Linked DNA regions of Homo sapiens: region 1 is linked to region 2. Evidence: read pairs that join two places in POLR2A ChIA-PET (ENCODE). Cell type or tissue: Panc1. All regions are shown on one strand. Each heading gives the region's core, and the rest is flanking DNA. Links, peaks and the distances in the headings are about the cores only.

The links. Peaks named below come from ENCODE experiments on the same cell type or tissue, not always from the same donor. Only the 100,000 strongest peaks of a DNase experiment are listed, where the experiment ranks them.
Region 1: POLR2A ChIA-PET joins it to region 2 with 7 read pairs; 2 of 35 experiments call an interaction of 5 or more read pairs at or near these places.

The regions. Positions count from the first base shown.
Region 1 is chr6:37,412,560-37,418,919 of GRCh38, reverse strand. No RefSeq gene overlaps it. Among named protein-coding and RNA genes, the nearest start is that of CMTR1, 17 kb to the left of the region's middle. In Panc1, for the core only: no CTCF peak of the experiment used is centred there; no DNase peak of the experiment used is centred there.
Region 2 is chr6:37,683,297-37,691,394 of GRCh38, reverse strand. All of the region lies in intron 1 of MDGA1 (MAM domain containing glycosylphosphatidylinositol anchor 1), which reads left to right. Among named protein-coding and RNA genes, the nearest start is that of MDGA1, 11 kb to the left of the region's middle. In Panc1, for the core only: no CTCF peak of the experiment used is centred there; no DNase peak of the experiment used is centred there; H3K27ac peaks cover 267 bases.

The sequences.
Region 1 (6,360 bases), core at 1,361-6,360, 270 kb after region 2:
TGCCAGAGCATTGAAGCCATACACCAACACACACTGAGAGACCTTCAAAAAGGCTGGGAGATTTATTGGTTCATGGAATTTATGGAAATCTGTCCAGTCGTTAGGCAACCACTAAGCTTACCAAGTAGAGATTCAGTAGACAAACATGAAAAAGTACACAGACTGCAGAATTAGTCCAGGAAAGTGACCGAAAAAAAAAAAAAAAAAAAAAACCAGCAACAAAACAAACCTGGGTGATCTGATTTCCACAGGTGCCATGTTATTTTAAATGTTTGGTTTTCAACAAAAAATTAAGAGACACACAAAGAAATGGTGAAGTATGGCCCACAGATGGGCGGAAAAGCAGTTAATAGAAAGTGTACCTGAAGAAGCACAAACACTGGACATATTAGACAAAGACTTTAAGTCAGCTATTATCATATGTTAAAAGAATTAAAGGAAACTATGTCTAAAGAATTAAAAAGAAAGGATGAGGACAATGTCCCACCAAATAGAGAAAATAAAGAGATAAAAATTACTTTTTAAAAAAGAACCAAATAAGACTTAATTGTCTTCTCCAAAAATTTATATGTCGAAGCCCTAACCTATATCATGACTGTATTTGGAGATGGGGTTTTAGGATGTATTTAAAGTTAAATGAGGTCCTAAGGATGGGCTCCTAATTTGATAGAATTGGTCATCTTATGAGAAGAGGAAGATCACTCACTATCTCCCTCTCCCCTTCCCATTCCTCCGTCCCCCTCTTCCTCCAGGTGCACACAATGAAGGAAGGCCATGGCCCACAGAGAGAAGATGGCCATCTGTAAGCCAGGAAGAAAACTCCCACCAGAACCTGACCATGCTGGCTGCAGAATTGTGAGAAAATACATTTCTTTTGTTTAAGCCACCCAGTCTATGGTATTTTGTTAGGACAGCCCTGGCTGACTAAGACAGCACTCAACAGCAGAGTTGAATTGTCAAAAGAAAGAATCATAAAACTTGAAGTCAAATGAGATTACCCAGACTAAGGCACAGAAAAAAACAATAGTGATGAATAAAAATGAACAAAGCCTCAGACACCTATGGGACACCAGCAAGTGTACCAACAAACACATAATGGGAGCCTCAGACATAGAGGATAGAGAGAGGAGCAGAAATAATATTTGAAGAAATAAGGGCCAAAAACTTCCCAAATTTACTGAGAAGCATTAATCTGCACAACCAAAAAGCTCAATAACCTCCAAGTAGGATAAACTCACAGATGCACACTATATATCATAGTCAAAGTGTCAAAAAAAACAATGAGAGAATCTTGAAAGCAGCAAAAGAAGCAACTCATCACATATAATGGATCCTCAATAAGATTAACAGCTGATTTCTCATTAGAAACCATGGAGGCCAGAAGGCATATTCAAAATGTTGAAAGAAAAAGACTCGCAACCAATAATTTTTTTTATCACTCTCACTAAATTTGTTTAGCTTATTAATACTTTCAAACAACTACCTTTTTTTTTTTGAGATGGAGTGTCGCTCTGTTGTCAGGCTGGAGTGCAGTGGCGCGATCTCGGCTTACTGCAACCTCCACCTCTCGGGTTCAAGTGATTCTCCTGCTGCAGCCTCCCATGTAGCTGGGATTACATGCACGTGCCACTACACCTGGCTAATTTTTGTATTTTTAGTAGAGACGGGGTTTCACCATGTTGGCAAGGATGGTCTCGATCTCTTGACCTCATGATCCTCCTGCCTCAGCCTCCCAAAGTGCTGGGATTACAGGTGTGAGCCACTGTGCCCAGTCACAACTACCTATTTTTAAAGAGATGGTGTCTCACTATGTTGCTCAGGCTGGCCTTCACCTCCTGGGTTCAAGTGATCCTCCCACCTGAGCCTCCCAAGTAGCTGGGATTACAGGCATACGCCACTATGCCCAGGTTCAGCCAAGAATTCCATACCCAGGAAAACTATCTTGCAAACATGAAATAGAGGCCGGGCGCTGTGGCTCATGCCTATAATCCCAGCACTTTGGGAGGCCAAGGGGGGCGGATCACAAGATCAGGAGTTCAAGACCAGCCTGGACAATATAGTGAAACTCCATCTCTACTAAAAATACAAAAATTAGCCAGGTGTGTTGGCTCATGCCTGTAGTCCCAGCTACTTAGGAGGTTAGGGCAGGAGAATCGCTTGAACCTTTGAGGCAGAGGTTGCAGTGAGCCAAGATCATGCCATTGCACTCCAGCCTGGGCAACAAGAGTGAAACTCCATCTCAAAAACAAAAACAAAAAACAAAAAAAAGTGAAAGAGAAATGAAGACATTTCCAGATAAACAAAAACAAAAAAGAGAATCTGCTGTTAGCAGACCTTCCTTACAAAAAATATGGAAAAGAGTCCTTCATGCTAAAATGAAAGAATACCAGACAGTAAATCAGTAAATTGAATACACACACACACACACACACACACACACACACACACACACACACAAAAGCAGATGTTCAACTCAATATGGGGTTAGACCCCAATAGACTCATCGTAAGTTTAAAATATCATAAGTCAAAAATGCATTTAATACCCCAATAAACCCACTGTAAAGTCAAAAAATTGTCCATTAAACCATCGTATGTTGTCAACTAGCAGCCTCAAATCTATTTTGGGAATAGGAACTGGAAAGAAATTATACTCAGAGTTCTCTGTTTCATATTCTCTTCCATTTTCATCCTTTCCTCCTGAGCAGAAAATCAAGTGAGAAGCAACTTGAGAAGATGGATTTTTTTCTTCTTTTAAAAATAAAAAAAAAACAAATACCAAAAATAGTCAAAATTCACTAAAACAATTAAAATTGAGTATTTAAAATTTTCAAATAATCCAAAAGAAGGCAAGAAAGGGAAAACAGAAGTACAAAAAACAAAAAAAAAACAGAAAACAAATAATAAAATCGTAGACCTAAGTCCAAACATATCAATAGTTGCATTAAATGTCAATAATCTAAAAAAAAAATTAAAAGACAGATATTATAGAAGAACTTTTTAAAAATCAAGAACCAATTACATGCTGTGTACAAGAAACTCACTTTAAATATAAGGGTATAAACTGGGTCTGGTGGCTCACTCCTGTAATCCTACCACTTTGGGAGGCCAAGGCAGGCAGATTGAGCTCAGGAGTTTGAGACCAGCCTGGGCAACGTGGCGAAAACCTGTCTCTACTAAAAATACAAAAAAATTAGCCAAGCATGGTGACACGTGCCTGTAGTCCCAGCTATCTGGGAGGCTGAGGCATGAGAATTACTTGAACCCTGAAGATAGAGATTGCAGTGAGCCAAGATCATGCCACTGCTCTCCAGCTTAGGAGACAGAAAGAAACTCTGTCTCAAAAAACAAACAGACTATATATATATATATATATATATATATATATATATATATATATACACACACACACACATATATACACATATGTACATATATACACACATATATACTATTTATTTATATTATATATTATATATATATGGGTATAGGTAGATAGAAGGATATTAAATGATACAACATGCAAACACTGATCAAAAGAAAACTAGGCTGGGCTCAGTGGCTCAAGCCTATAATCCCAGCACTTTGGGAGGCTGAGGCGGGCAGATCACCTAAGGTCAGGAGTTCAAGACCAGCCTGGCCAGCATGGTGAAACCCCATCTCTACTAAAAATACAAAACTTAGCCGGGCATGGTGGCATGCACCTGTAATCGCAGCTACTCAGGAGGCTGAGGCAGGAAAATCGCTTGAACCTGGGAGGCGGAGGTTGCAGTGAGCTGAGATCACACCACTACTCCAGCCTGGGCAACAGAGTGAGACTCCATCTTAAAAAAAGAAAAAAGAAAGAAAATGCTTTGAAGAAAATGAAAATAAAAATACAACATATCAACATTTGCAGGATGCAGCTAAATAATGCTTAGAGGGAAATTTTATAGTATTTAATTGTATTTAAGAAAAGAAGAGCCAGGCGTGGTGGCTCATGCCTGTAATCCCAGCACTTTGGGAGGCTGAGGCAGGCAGATCACCTGAGATCAGGAGTTTGAGACCAGCCTGGCCAGCATGGCGAAATCCCATCTCTACTAAAAATACAAAAATTAGCTGGGTGTGGTGGTGCATGCCAGCTACTGGGGAGGCTGAGGCAGGAGAACTGCTTGAATCTGGGAGGCAGAGGTTGCAGTGAGCCAAGATCATGCCACTGCACTCCAGCCTGGGTGACAGAGCAAGACTCCATCTCAAAAAAAAAACTTAAGAAAAGAAGAAAGGTCCCAATTCAACAATCAAAGTGTCTACCTCTAGAAATTAGAAAAACAAGAGCTAATAAACCCAAAGCAATGAGAGGAAGAAAATAATAAAAATATAAAGATAAATTAATAAAATTCAAAACAGTAAAATGAGGGAAAAATAAAGAAACCAAAAATCCGGTTATTTGAAAAGATTAATAAGATTAATAAACTTCTTGTCAGACTGACAGAGGAAAATAAAAGAGGATACATATTACCCATAGCAGGAATGAAAGAGGGGATATCTCTACAGACACTACAGTCATTAGAAAGTTTGGCCGGGCACGGTAACTCACACTTGTAATCCCAGCACTTTGGGAGGCTGAGGTGGGCAGATCACCTGAGGTTGGGAATTCAAGACCAGCCTGACCAATATGGAGAAACCCCATCTCTACTAAAAATACAAAATTAGCTGGGTGTGGTGGTGCATGCCAGTAATCCCAGCTACTCGGGAGGCTGAGGCAGGAGAATCGCTTGAACCCAGGAGGCAGAGGTTGCGGTGAGCCGAGACCACGCCATTGCACTCCAGCCTGGGCAACAAGAGTGAAACTCCATCTCAAAAAAAAGAAAAGAAAAGAAAAGAAAATTAATGAGAAATACTGTAAACGTCTTTACACACATAAGTGGACCCATTGATAAGGGCCAACTTCTTAAAAATTGCAAACTACTGAAACTCATCCAAGAAGAAATAGATTACCTGAACAATCCTATATCTATTAAAGAAATTGAATTCATTATTTTAAATACCATCTTCAAAAATTGAGGTCCAGATAGCTTTGCTGGTGGAGTCCACCAAACATATAAAGAAGAAATGATACCAAGTCTACAGAATCTCTTCTAGAAAATAGATTAAGAAGGAACAATTTGGCCAGGCACAGTGGCTCACGCCTGTAATCCCAGCACTTTGGGAGGCCGAGGCCAGTGGATCATGAGGTCAGGAGATCGAGACCATCTTGGCTAACCCGGTGAAACCCCGTTTCTACTAAAAATACAAAAAATTAGCCGGGCGTAGTGGCAGGTGCCTGTAGTCCCAGCTACTCGGGAGGCTGAGGCAGGAGAATGGCATGAACCCGGGAGGTGGAGCTTGCAGTGAGCCCAGATCGCGCCACTGCACTCCAGCCTGGGCGACAGAGCAAGACTCCGTCTCAAAAAAAAAAAAAAAAAAGAAGAGGAAAAATTTGGCCAGGCACAGTGGCTCACGCCTATAATTACAGCACTTTGGGAGGCCAAGGTGGGCAGATCATGAGGTCAAGAGTTCGAGGCCAGCCTGGCCAACATAGTGTAACCCCATCTCTGCTAAAAATACAAAAATTAGCCAGGCATGTTGGCGCGCGCCTGTAGTCCCAGCTATTTGGGAGGCTGAGGCAGGAGAATTGCTTGAACCTGGGAGGTGGAAGTTGCGGTGAGCCAAGATCGCGCCACTGCACTCCAGCCTGGGCAACAGAGTAAGACTTCACCTCAAACAAAACAAAACAAAACAAAACAAAACAAAAAGAAATATTTTCCACCATATCTTTTGAGGCTCAGCATCACCCTGATACAACAAGCAGATAAAGACAGTAGAGTGAAAGAAAATCACAGACCAATATCCTTCATGAATAAAAAAACAAATATCCTAAACAAAATACTAACAAATCAAATCCAGCAATATATAAAAAGAATTATACACCATGGCCCACTTGCAAGACTGTTTAAATATTCAAAGATCAACCAATATAATCTATCACATTAACATACTTAAGTATCAAAACTTCATATTAATTGCTGCTGAAAAAGCATTTAACAAAATTAAACAGCCACTAATTATTAAAAATTAGTAATAAAAGGGAACTGTTATAACCTGATAATGAAGGATATATGTGTATATTCATATTGGTGTGCATATATATATAGCTAACATCCTATTCAAATCCTAGTGGATGTCCTAGACAGTGAAATAAAGGCAGGGGAAAAGGGCATACAATTGGCAAGGAAAAAAGAAAAGTGTCCTTTTCAACACATTACATGATGAATTCACAGAAAAATCACAAAGAATCTACCAAAAAAGCTCCTAGAATTAATAAGTGAGTTTTCGAAGTTTG
Region 2 (8,098 bases), core at 1,498-6,497:
CCTCTGCAGCCTTTGCTTCCATGACGTTCTGAGAGGTCAGCACAAGGGGTACTATTGTCTCCATTGAACAGATGAGAAAACTGAGGTTCCAAGAGTTTTAGTGACCTGATCAACATTGCACAGCTGGTAAGAAGTAGCCCTAAGACTCAGTCCCACCGGATCTTCTGATTTGCAGGGAAGGAAAGCAGTGTGGTGTTCCTTTCACTCATCATTCATTAAATGTTCACTGAGCCTCTACCTTGAGTAAGACTCAGTTCTGGACATTGGCAGGGCTACTGAGATGAATAAGATGGAAGGAGAAGGGGAATCACATGTAAGGTAGGGGGAGATTTTGATAAATGTCATGTAGCAAGGGCGGATAAAAGGTTGTGAGAATTTGAAGGTTGAAGTAATTGCTTCCAAGGCCTTGTGGAAAAGAGAGCATTTGAACTGGCCTTGACAAATAGAAGTAAGGATTGAGAGGGGCATTCCAGGTGGAGGGCACATTGTGGCAAAGGCCTGGAAGCTAAGGAACCCGAGTGTGTGAGGAGTTCGTGAGCTGTTCAGTTGGGCTGGAGCATAAGCTGAAAGGGAACTGGGGCCGTTAGGGCTGGAACAGTAAAGGATTTTTTTTTTTTTTTTTGAGGTGGAGTCTCGGTTACCCAGGCTGGAGTGCAGTGGCACAATCTTGGCTCACCGCAACCTTTGCCTCCTAGGTTCAAGCAATTCTCCTGCCTCAGCCTCCCGAGTAACTAGGACTACAGGCACACTCCACCACACCCAGCTAATTTTTATATTTTTAGTAGAGACGGGGTTTCACCATGTTAGCCAGGATGGTCTCAATCTCCTGACCTTGTGATCTGCCTGCCTCAGCCTCCCAAAGTGCTGGGATTACAGGCGTGAGCCACTGTGCCTGGCCAGGAATAATATTAAACATTGCTAACATTGACTGTCCAGCCTGTGATCATAAGTATGCATTATCTTCAGTCTCATCACAACTCCTTGAGAAAGTCATTTATCAGTCCCTTGTCCAAGTGGCAGACCTGGACTTGAACCCAGAACTGCTCATTGCAAAGCTGTAAGGAGGATGTCAAACAGGGAGCTGGGTTGATGCAAGCCATATTATGGGCCAGGTAGCCATGCCGCTGTGTGTGGGAGGAGGCCGTGCTGGAGAGACTGTCAGGAGGCTTTGCAGTTGTCCAGGGGAGTCCTAGGGAGCTTTGTGGGCATCTGCAGGAGGTGTGTTCCAGGCAGAGGAATAGCCGCTGCAAAGGCCCTGGCCTGTTGGAGCAACAGTGAGGAGTCCAATGTGGCTGGAGCAGAATGAGCCAGGGGGAGTGCAGTAGAAGGTGGGGCCAGAGAGTTAGTAGGTCCAATCATTTGGAGCCTTGAAGGCTATGAAAGGATTCTGGATTTTGTTCTGCATGAGATAGGGGACCATGGCAGGGTTTTGAGCAGAGAAGGGACATGAACTGACACCTTTTTAATAGAACCTCTCTGGCTGTCATGTAGAGAATAGATGGTAGGGGTTTGAGGGTGGAGGAAGGAAACCAGTTAGAGGCTGTTGCAAAAGGCAAGACACAAGATTGTACCATCATTAAGCACTAAAAGTGTATCGGAAAGAGTTCAGGCAAGGAATAGGAGCTGCAAACGGCTCTGAGGTTTGGAGCTGGGAGACTTGGCACACAGTGATAACAGGTTGAACAAAAGCCACTGGAAGTCAGACAGGTTTGGGGAAGTGAAGTAGTTAAGAGCCTCGACCTCTGCATAAGAAACCTGGGTCTGAATCCCAGCTCTGCCCCACACCAGCTGTAAAAGCCCAGGAAGTTACATCTGCTTTCTAAGCCGTGGCTTCTCCGCTTGTCAGATGGAGATCATCGTACTCACTGCGTGGGCTTGTGATGAGACGGTGCTTAGGAAGCTCTGAGCACAGTGCCTGGCACGTAGCAAGGCCTCAGTAAATAGTTTTAGTGACAATGTGAGTGAAGTTTTGAACTTCATGGGATTCTGGCACTGGCATGTCTGGGGGGGATATCGACAAATCGGGTGGACAATGAGCACTGAGCTCAGGAGAGAGATCAACTCAGGAGAGGTAGATTTGCACATCTGGATTTATGTCTGCAGAAGGATGTGGGTTGAAACCATGAGGTGGAATAAAATTGCCAGGGATTAGAAAGTAGAGAGAAGGGATTGGGCTGAGGCCAGAGCCCTGGGGAGCACCAATGTTTAGGGGGCGGGAGGAGGCCTGAGAGGGGACATGACCCGAGGGTCTGTGACAGAGTCTGTGAGAGGAGGAGGAGGAATGAGAAAGGGCCACCGGGGGACTGGGGAGCTCGGGGCAGCTGCAGCACAGAGTGGGGCTCCTCAAACTTTCCCGTGCACAAGTCTCCCCTGGGATCTTGTGGAAATGCGGATTCTTGATTCAGCGGGGCTGGGGCTGGGCTGAGATTCTGCGTGAATCTGGTGGTGCCGATGCTGCTAGACCAGGGATTGCGCTGTGCAAAATGAGGGCTTCAAGTAAGAAGTCTGGACTCGGGTTGGAGGGCCAGGTGGGCAGCCTGTTGCCTCTGAGGGTCCTTGCCCAATGGCCTCGCCTCTCTGAGCCTCAGTTTCCCCATGTGAAGCCTGGTTTAGGCACGCTTACCTTTTGGGATTACAGAGAAGCCCAGGAGTGATAGCACTTTGTAAACTCGAAGGTGAACTATGGGGACTCCGTTTCACGAGAGCAGAGAGGGTGGCAGGCAGATGGCAGGGAGCTCCGGGTGTGGGTGGCATGTGGCAACAGGAGGTATAGGCTGTGCTTTTGAGAAATGTGGCAGGCCAGGGAGGCTGGAATAGCAGCTCCCCTTCCCCAAGCCCAGCCTTTTGCCTGTGAAAGGCTGGAGCTGCAGGGGTGGGTGACCTTGGTGGCTGGGTGGTGGCTTGAGCAGACTCGAGGGCACTGCTTGGCTGGCTTTGAAGATTCCACCCCAGGCTCTTCTTGGTTCCTTTCCAGGCCCAGAAACTCAGCCGAGATACATTAATTATCTGGAGGATTGGAAGCTGTGTAGAAAAGTGGTTCTCAGCCCTGGCGCATGTCAGAACCACCTGGAGAGCTTTTTCAACAACAGATGCCCAGCCCCACCCCGGGCCTCCTGAATCAGAAACCCTGCAGGTGGCATCAAGGCATCTGTGGTTGTAAGAGCTGTTTAGATGATTCTTGGGCACAGCTGGTGTAGACAGTGTGTCTGAAAAAGCCAGACCAAAACAGATGTCTTCTTCCCTTGGACTTTCTGAGGGCATTTCCTGGTTTTCCAGGTTACTGCCCAAGCTTAGTTTCAACAAAGTTCATCTGAACCCTGGAGTCTTGGGAAAAAAACAAAATCCACTGATTATTTTCTAAACTGTGAGCAAGGAGGCTTTCTACTTCAATGGTGCTAACTGGAGGGTCCAGGCCAAGAGCCCAGGAGACTGGCCCCTTTTCTGGCTTCTAACCAAGGGACCTCCCTTGGTTCTCTAGGTTTGGCTTCCCAAACCTAGAGAGATTGAAGGAGTCTCCTTCAGAAACACAGTTTTCTTTGATTTTTAATAGGTAAATTATGGTACCTTTTTGAAATGTGGCCCTTTTGTTTATTCTCTTTCCTGTTTGGTTAAGAATAAAGTGAGGCCAGGTGCTGTGGCTCACACTTGTAATCCCAGCACATTGGGAGGCTGAGATGGGAGGATCACTTGAGCCCAGGAGTTCCAGACCAGCCTGGGCAACATAGTGAGACTCTGTCTCTATTACAAAAAAACCAAAGAAAGTGAAAATTTCAGAGCTGGAGAACAAAGTAGCAATTCAATGTAAAACCAGCAAAATTGATTTCATTTGAGACAGGGTCTCACTGTCTTGCAGGCTGGAGAACAGTGGTGTGATCATAGCTCACTGCAGCCTCGATCTCCTGGGCTCAGGCAATCCTCCCACCTCAGCCTCGTGAGTAGCTGGGACTACAGGCATACACCACCATGCCCGGCTAACTTTTTTTTTTTTTTTTTTAATTTTTAGTAGAGATGGAGGTCTCACTATGTTGCCCAGGCTGGTCTCAAACTCTGGGCTCAAGTGATCCTTCCACCTTGGCCTCTCAAAGTGCTGGGATTACAGTTGTGAGCCACCATGCCTGATCAAAACCAGCAAATATTTAATGAGTACCCACTACGTGTCTGGAAGGGTGGTGGGTCTTGGCTGCAGAGGTGAAATGACATCTGTCCCCAAGGAGCTCACAGCTGAGCTGGTGAACACACAGCCTTTTCTAATGCCCTCATTTTCCAGATGGAGGAGCTGAGGTTCACATTGAGTGACTTGCCCAGGGCCCTACAGTTAGGCGGTGGTGGAGTCAGGGTTCGAACTCAAGACTGCCCAATGCAAAGTCCAGTGCCTGTCTACTTCCCCAAATGTGAGGTTTCTGAAGGCATTCCCTGGCAGATTTTTGTTCCCCAGCCTGTGCTGTGGCAGATGGGTTGGCCCAAGGGAGCAGCATAAGGACCCCCCAGGCCTGTTTGCTAGAAAGAAAGACCTGACCAGAAAGGCTTAAACAAATGATGACTTTCTCAAGTCTCAAGGTAGGTTCTCAAGGCTCCTTTCATCTTCGTGCTCTGCTCTTCTCATGGTGGTGGTTCTCAAACTTGGCTGCATGTTAGAATAACCTGGAAGGTTTAAAAAGTCCTGATGCTGGCTAGGCTCAGTGACTCACACCTGTAATCCCAACACTTTGGGAGGCCAAGGCGGGTGGATCTCCTGAGGTCAGGAGTTTGAGACCAGCCTGGGCAACATGGTGAAACCCCGTCTCTACTAAAAATAAAAAAATTAGCCAGGTGTGGTGGCGGACACCTGTAATCCCAGCTACTCGGGAGGCTGAGGCAGGAGAATCGCTTGAATCAGGGAGGCCGAGGTTGTAGTGAGCCGAGATCACGCCACTGCACTCCAGCCTGAGCAACGAGAGTGAAACTCCATCTCAAAAAAAAAAAGCCCAGGTTGCACAACATACCCATTAAATCAGAATGTCTAGGGGGTGGAAACCAGTCATCTGCATTAAAAAAAAAAGTCCCTACGTGATTCCAGTGTGCAGCAAAGGTTGGGAACCCTGCCTTTTGACATTTTGCCTCAAGGTCACCAAAAGGCTGATGGGGCTCAGCCATCATGAGACATTCCAGGAAGGAAGACAGCAGGAACCTTTAAAAGGCAGGCCTGTCGGCTGAGTCTGCTGTCTTTAAGGAGCTTTCCCAGAAACACCCTGCAGTGACTTCTGCTTACATCTTACTGGCCATTCTTAGCTTCAAGGCAGGCTGAGAAATAGGGTTTTTTAGATGGGCACATTCCCATCTGAGAAAATATCTGTATTCTGTTAGAAAGAAAGGGAGAGTGGGTATTGGGTGGGTGATGAGCAGTCTTTGCCACAAATACCCGTTTTAGGGGCAGTTGGTGTTTCTTGAATGAAAGGGGATTTAGATGAATGTGAATGACTGCTCTCCTCCTCACTCACCCCACTCTGCCAGCCTATCCTCACCTCGCCCCACTCTGCCAGCCTAGCTCAGGTGGGGTGGGGGTGGGGGTCCTGGCTGCTCTGAAGATGCCCAGAAGAGACCTGAGGAAAGACAGCGACCTAGAGGAGGGGGATGACTTGCTTGGGTCACCCAGACATTCAAGTGACAGTCCCACCAGCTTCCCGTCTGCCAGCGCCCCCCGACACTGTCGGTTCACATGTCCCTGGGATTGTTGATGTCTACCGGTTGGTACCTCTCTCTGCTAGCAGGTGTCTCCTTTCAGCCCCGAAGGCAGAAGAGCTCTGTGGTTCCAGAAAAAGCAGCCTCCTGATTTCTGGGAACAGAGACGGATGGGCTGTGTGAGAGGCTCTGGTCCGGAGGTGATCTAACTCATCTTTCTGCCTCTCAGCAGGCCCACACCCACATGAGACCAAGCAGCCCCACTGCTGTTTGCTCAGTGCCTCTGGTCCTTCATTTTGGGAAGTTCTTCCTATTGACCTTGTTTCAACTTTCTGTAACAACTTATCAGAAAGAAAGATTCAGGAACGGAGACCTCTGAGTTGAACTTGAGTAACTCCTCGGCCCTGAGACGCTCCTGAAGTGATTTTTTTTTTTTTAATTTTTTGAGACAATGTCTCACTCTTTCTCCTAGGCTGGAGTGCAGTGGCACCATCTCAGCTTACTGCATTCTCCGTCTCCTGGGTTCAAGTGCCTCAGCTTTTGAGTAGCTGGGATTACAGGCATGTGCCACCACACCCGGTTAATTTTTTGTATTTTTGTAGAGACGAGATTTTGCCATGTTGCCCAGGCTGGCCTCAAATTCCTGGGCTCAAGCAATCTGCCCGCCTCGGCCTCCCAAAGTGCTCAGATTACAAGTATGAGCCACTGTCCCCAGCTGCCAAGTGATTCTTTAGAAACTCTTGATGAAGGCATTTCCCCCATCTCTGAGAGGGATACTGGGCAGATAGAGATGGGGAAATGAATTGAATTTCAGTGGCCTCATCTACTTGGGTTTGATTCCGGTGTTCCAGTAAAATGCAGGGGACCTTGAGGAGGCCAGGTTACCTTCTGGCAAGATACATAAAGCCCATAAGGCAAGCTGAAGTTCTGTGCCACGGCAAGACCTGAATTCACTTTTCTTTCTGGAATAAGACTACAGGGTAGACACAGAGAAGGCCATGAGGAGGGGCACGAGGGTATGGCAAGGAGTGAGCTCAGCTGCCAGCCAGTGGCCTTCAATGACCCAAAAACAAATCTTCCAGATTCATTGCAGGAAGAAACTGAGACCGCAGAAGGCAAGTGGCTTATCAAGGTCACACAGCAATTAGGTGCCGAGGCTGAAGTTAAAAGCCATGTCAAAGGACTTTCTACAGCTTTCTTTCTCATTCTCCTGTGTCACCTCCCAGGCTTAGGGGAATCCAGGACATGTCTGCATGGCGTTTATAAGCTCATTGTGTGCCCACATCTCTATAATCCTTCCCCTACCCCTGTGAACCTCATTTCTTATTCTCAGACCTCATTGCATCCAGACTACAGAATCTGGGGCTCATTCTGGGTCTAGAACTCTGGTTAGATGTTAGAGGCCCTTATTGGAAATGTCAGGGCTTCCCCCGCCCTTGTGGGTAGGAAGGTGAGCCTGCTTGGTAGTGTGAACTGGAGGTTGCTGCCAGTCTCCACCGGGTCCAACATCTTGTCACACTGCCTACAAGTTCCACTTTAGAGTTATTAACAAGCTAGCTGGCAGAAGCACTGCCACTGTTTCCAGAAGGTTACTCTGGGAATACCTGGCAGCCCTAAGCCTTCTCCCGATGGCACAGGTTGGTTGATCAGATGAGCTGGATCTTGAGCCATGAGATTCAGGCAAGGAAGTTTCCAGGGGAGTGGTGGGTGGAGGAAGAGGATGATGGTGGGGTATTTGATATGTGTGTAGAGGGGTCATTAGGCAATATGTGGACTCTGTGTTGTGGCCATGTGAGAAATTTCGTAGTGGACACCATGGACAGTCAAAACACACTTGGACTCATAGTCTTAGTTTGGGTTGCCCCAGAAGTAGACTCTGAGATAAGGAGCTGAATGCTGTAATTATTTGGGAGGTAAGTCCAGGAAACTCTGGTAGAGGAATGGGGAAGCGAGACAGGGAAGCAAAGGAAGCCAGTGAAAGATGCCTTATCAAGTCAGTTACATCGGTGTCCCTTGGGGGAACTCTGGCATGCTTTGTGAAACACACTTCAGAGTTATCCCACCATGGGGTGAGGGAACTAGGGCATGTATACACCCACCCCGCCTCTGTCACTGGGTGAGGTTGCTCCTGGGGGTGTTAATTCCCGGTACTCCTAAACCACTGCACACACAGGCAGCGCAAGCTCTAGTGGCCAGAGATGGCCCTCAGGCAGAGAGGTGCCCGCAGGCATTGGCAATTGGGAGCTGGCTGGTGGTGCACTGAAGTGTTTAGGAGAGGGGGTGCAGGTGGGGCAGCAACAGTCTGTATTACATCTTGCCTAAGCCATGGTCTTGCTTTTTCAGAGCCAGCTTGCTGTGTGGAGCTCTTTGTTTTTAGATCTCATGTTCAGGGCTGCATGTACAAGCCTCCATTCCAGGCTGTAAACTCTTGCCTGCAGCC